2 separate regions of the Homo sapiens genome follow, and region 2 is linked to region 1. A link is an interaction called in ENCODE POLR2A ChIA-PET data of the cell type or tissue named here. Cell type or tissue: PC-9. All regions are shown on one strand.

What was found. ChIA-PET counts read pairs that join two places held together with the same protein. Peaks named below come from ENCODE experiments on the same cell type or tissue, not always from the same donor. Only the 100,000 strongest peaks of a DNase experiment are listed, where the experiment ranks them.
Region 2: POLR2A ChIA-PET joins it to region 1 with 10 read pairs; 1 of 35 experiments calls an interaction of 5 or more read pairs at or near these places.

Annotation. Positions count from the first base shown.
Region 1 is chr10:22,691,630-22,694,129 of GRCh38, reverse strand. The region is part of intron 1 of PIP4K2A (phosphatidylinositol-5-phosphate 4-kinase type 2 alpha); the gene reads left to right. Among named protein-coding and RNA genes, the nearest start is that of PIP4K2A, 22 kb to the left of the region's middle. RefSeq lists an enhancer at 1-1,164. In PC-9, no CTCF peak of the experiment used is centred here; no DNase peak of the experiment used is centred here; H3K27ac peaks cover 200 bases.
Region 2 is chr10:21,347,586-21,350,085 of GRCh38, reverse strand. All of the region lies in intron 4 of LINC02643 (long intergenic non-protein coding RNA 2643), which reads left to right. Among named protein-coding and RNA genes, the nearest start is that of LINC02643, 24 kb to the left of the region's middle. In PC-9, no CTCF peak of the experiment used is centred here; no DNase peak of the experiment used is centred here; H3K27ac peaks cover 332 bases.

The sequences.
Region 1 (2,500 bases):
GGGATTGGTACTAGGATCCTGCAGACACCAAAATCCTCAGATGCTCAAGGCCTTGCAGTCAGCCCTGTGGCACCCAGGGGTATGAAAAGGTAGTCCGCCGTATCCATGGGCTCTGCATCCAGCCAGTAATGTATTTTTGAATCGCCTTTGCTTTAATCCGAGGGCTCCGCATACTCAGATAAGGTGTGTAAATGAAGGAGAGAGTGACTCTGGACTTAACACCTCTTTTATCATGCTCTCTTCATTTCTTGGATTCCATTAAAAAAAATCATAACCCATCAGAACCAGATGGTAGTTGTAATTTTTTTTTTCCTAATCCCTTCATGTTATAGCTGAGAAAGCTGAGACAGTAAAATAAAGAAACAGTGCTCAGTGATAGAGCGAGGACCAGAATTATGTCTCCCAACGCAGCACCAGGCTGGGTGTGTGTGTTAAGGTCATCTGTGGGTAGTGTGTCGATGACTAAGCTCCCCAGATGGGAACTAGTGGAGATCTGTTGATATCTGACTTTCTAAAAACTAATTTCTCTCTCAGATCTCTCGGCTCTGTTCTTTTGTTTCTTAAACATACGGCCTTGAAATCATCTTTAGTTTTTGTCTTTTTGCTTTCTTATAGACACATGCTTTGTCTAGCTATTACTGAAACATAAAGAATACTCATAAATAGATTCTCATTTCCTGAGAAGTTGCCTTCTGAGTGAATCAACATGCCATGTAGAATCACTCTTGGACTCTTTTTAGTGATGATGGTGAAATCCTTGTATGTATTACTCTCCAAAAGCCTTAAAAATGTTAACAAAGAATACATAGGTAAAATAAAGCAAAATGCAATCAGCTAAAAAAAAAATGAAGTTGTAAAGATGGGGAGAGAAAAACACATTTACCATAAAATTTTTCACAGTCCTGGTTAAGGAAATTGACATTGGAACTTGAAACTTAGGTTTGAATTTCTTAGCAACCTTGACAAATCTGTGATCTAACTATCCTTGTCTAATGGGAGGACAGATACTGGTTTATTTTCACCCCCTGATTCTAAGGAAAACTTATGACCCCAATCGATTAAAACAGGACTAAAATTAATGGATATGCAGAACTATTTGTTATTGAGTCCCATGAAAGCCAAGGCAAAATGGGACACACACCAGGTATCAGAGTGAGGCAGCCCAGAGGTACGGCTTTCTCCCAGCCTGGCTGTAAACAGAGATCAGCCTTGAATAAATGATTCCTTGACGAACATTTTCCAGTCCAGCTTGGTGAAAAATTGAGATCACTATTGAGTGCCTAAAGGACATGTTTTCTGCATTGTTGACTGAAAGAAGATTCCTATACCATAGTTACCTTGGTATGTAGGTAGTAAAGACCTTGTACCATTGGGTCAAATGAGAACCTCACTTGTGGTCTTGTATGAAGGGCTGTTCCATCTCTAAGGGAAGGCCGTAAGTGGGGCCTGGATATTTCTGAGAAAACATTTGATGGTAGTACTCTATTGAAGCCCCAAATTCTAAGCTACAGAGCAGAAAAGACAACGTCTAGGAAAAGAGACACCAAGTGCCTACCCCTTTCACAGAAGAATCTAGCTGCAGCTTCTGTAATATGTTTATTTAGAATCACATCCCACCCTGCCCTAGTTCTCAAATAATCTAGTGTGGATTTTAGACAATTTTCTGTTGTCTAAGACAGATCCCCAACCCCTACTCCACAGATGGACCAGTAGTGGTCCATGGCCTGTTAGGAACTGGGCCACACAGCAGGAGGTGAGCAGCGGGCAAAGGATCAAAGCTTCATCTGTATTTACAGCCGCTCCCCATTGCTCACATTACCGCCTGAGCTCTGCCTCCTGTCAGATCAGCAGCAGCATTAGATTCTCATAGGAGCGCAAACCCTATTGTGAACTGCACACGTGAGCAATCTAGGTTACTCACTCCTTATGAAAATCTAATACCTGATGATCTGTCACTGTCTCCCATCACCCCCAGATGGGACCATCTAGTTGCAGGAAAACAAGCTCAGGGCTCCCACTGATTCTATATATTATTGAGTTGTATAATTATCTCATTATGTATTACAGTGTAATAATAGAAATTAAGTGCACAATAAAGGTAATGGTCTTGAGTCATCCCAAAACCATCCCCACACCACCCCAGTCCCTGGAAAAATTGTCTTCCACAAAACCAGTCCCTGGTGCCTGAAAGGTTGGGGACTGCTAGTCTATAAGATGGTTTTCTATTGCACAGTCCAGACTGACAATGACAAGGAATTTAGAATCTCAGCTATTGTTCTATTTCCAGCAGCTCTTCCTATTGATTAACTATGAGAAACATATTTTTAAGAAGGCTTATTTTTGGGAAGTTAGAGTTGTGTTGTTTGAGGTGTGCTCCTGAAAGCTGTTTACTCAAACCTTTATGGGTCAAGTTTTGTGCTGGGAGCAGGGTTTCCCTTGTAGTGAGGAGCTTACACCTGGAAACATAGCAAATGACGCAATGGGAGAGCCACCTCACTGT
Region 2 (2,500 bases), 1.3 Mb after region 1:
CTGTTTATAGCAGGGCTGACACAATTTGCTGTGGGAAGAAAGACTTGAACTGTCATTATAGATTTTCTCTCCTTGTGTGTGACTTAGCAGGACACTGACATTGGGTCCTCCCTGAAGGTCATCTTGAACCGAATATGCGCCCCTAACTTTCCTTCCAACCAGGCAACAACGGCACAATTTCTTGGCTATATCTTGTTTGCTTTTCAGCAACGGCAAGCCAAAAGCCATCCCAGCACAGAAATAACTGGGATGCCTTTTGTTTCTTTGGCAACTGTTATATCACTCTTGCCTTTCCTTATTTGATGAGAAGGTAGTAGAGAAAAAAATGATAGTGATAATCTCACACAATATGTAGGTATTTTTACAAACCAGTCTTATACTTGAAAATAATTTTATAATACATCAGGAAAATATCAAAGAAAAATATAAGGAAAAGGGAAGAATAGGATTATTGTTAGAAAATATAAAATACCATACTTGCCTTTAGAGAAAAATTTACAGTGTAATTAAATGAGCCAATATCAAGGTGTTTTAATAATCTAAAATATTATTTTTATATACCCTACCACGTAAAATACTCGGCAGGGATCTAACAAATGAAATGTAAACCTTTCCTATATTTCTTTTACATACCATCAATATAGCTTACTACTATTTTGCTTCCTTTACTCACATGCTTAAGAATGAAGTACTATCCTAAAGCAGAAGAAAAATAAAGGCACATCAAACATGCATGCTGCCTATTAACATCTGTTTATTCTAATTTAATTTTTTTTTTTTTTTGAGATGGAGTCTCCCTCTGTCACCCAGGCTGGAATGCAGTGGCACGATCTCAACTCACTGCAACCTCTGACTCCCTGGTTCAAGCGATTCTCCTTCCTAAGCCTCCCGAGTAGCTGGGACTACATGCATGTGTCACCATGCCTGGCTAAGTTTTGTATTTTTAGTGCAGATGGAGTTTCGCCATGTAGCCCAGGCTAGTCTCGAACTCCTGACCTCAAGTGATCTTCTGCCTCAGGCTTCCAAAGTGCTAGGATTACAGGCATGAGCTGCTACCACGCCCAGCCTGTTTTAATATTAATTCAGTATCAATAAACTCAGAAAACTGATTGCACTAACAGGATAATGGTAATTTTCATTATATAAGGAAAGTACTTAATTATTCTATCTTGATCACAATTTGGAATAAACACTTGTCTGGTCTAGCAATAAACTGGGCACTTTCTTTAGCCAAAACAAACAAACAAACAAAAAAAGGGTCAGATATTATCCATTGATACAGTTTGGATATTTCTCCCCTCCACGTCTCATGTTGAAATGTGAGCCCCAGTGTTGGAAGTCGGACCTCGTAGGAGGTGTCTGGGTCCTGGGGGGGGGATCCCTCATGAATGGCTTGGTGCCCTCACCACAGTAATGATTTCATGCCAGATCTGGTTGTTAGGGTCTGGCATCTCCTCCTCCTCTCTCTTGCTTCTGCTCTTGCCATGTGACGTGCCAGCTCCCAGGTCACGGTCCTCCATGATTATAAGCTCCCTGACCCCTTACCAGAAGCCAAACAGATGCTGCTGCCATGCTTGTACATCCTGCAGAACTGTCAGCCAAATAAACCCCTTTTCTGGGCCGGGCGCGGTGGCTCTCGCCTGTAATCTCAGCACTTTGGAAGGCCGAGGTGGGCGGATCACTGAAGGTCGGGAGTTTGAAACCAGCCTGGACAACATGGTGAAACCCCATCTGTACTAAAAATACAAAAATTAGCTGGGCGTGGTGGCGGGCACCTGTAATCTCAGCTAGTTGGGAAGCCGAGGCAGGAGAATCGCTTGTACCTGGGAGGTGGAGGTTGCAGTGACCCGAGATCGTGCTACTGCAATCCAGCCTGGGTGAAGAGTGAGACTCTGTCCTAAAAAAATAAAAAATAAATAAATAATAAGCCTCCTTTTCTTTATAAATTACCCAGTCTCAGGTATTCCTTTATAGCAATGCAAAATGGACTAACATATCCATAAAGCCATTGACCAGGTGAAGAAAAATGATGATGGAGTCTGTTATCTGTCCACCACACTCTATCCTCCCATTCTTCCTCAGTATTAGAACACTACTGCGGATTTTGGCTGCATTTCCAGGGGCTACATTCCCCTGGCTCATGTCCCACTTTGCAGCAAACTGTGGCTATGCAACCCAGCTCTCACAGATGGAATATGAACAGAAATGTTGGGAGCAACTTCCCATTTACTTGATTAAGAGAAAGTCTCTAGCCCTGAACTCACCTCTTGCCCCTATCCTCGAAGTCTGGCTTGGCCACAATTTGGACATCCTTGGAAGTCATGTGTGGAAGGACTGCCATCTGCCACCCTGGACTGGGGACAAACCCACCTGGAATTCTTAAACTGGACTGTTAGATGAGTAAGACATAAACTTATCTTGTTTGAGCCATTGAATTTTTGGGTCTCTTTGTTACAGCAGCTATCATTTCCTCACCCAGACAGAGGCTAAAGCACTACAT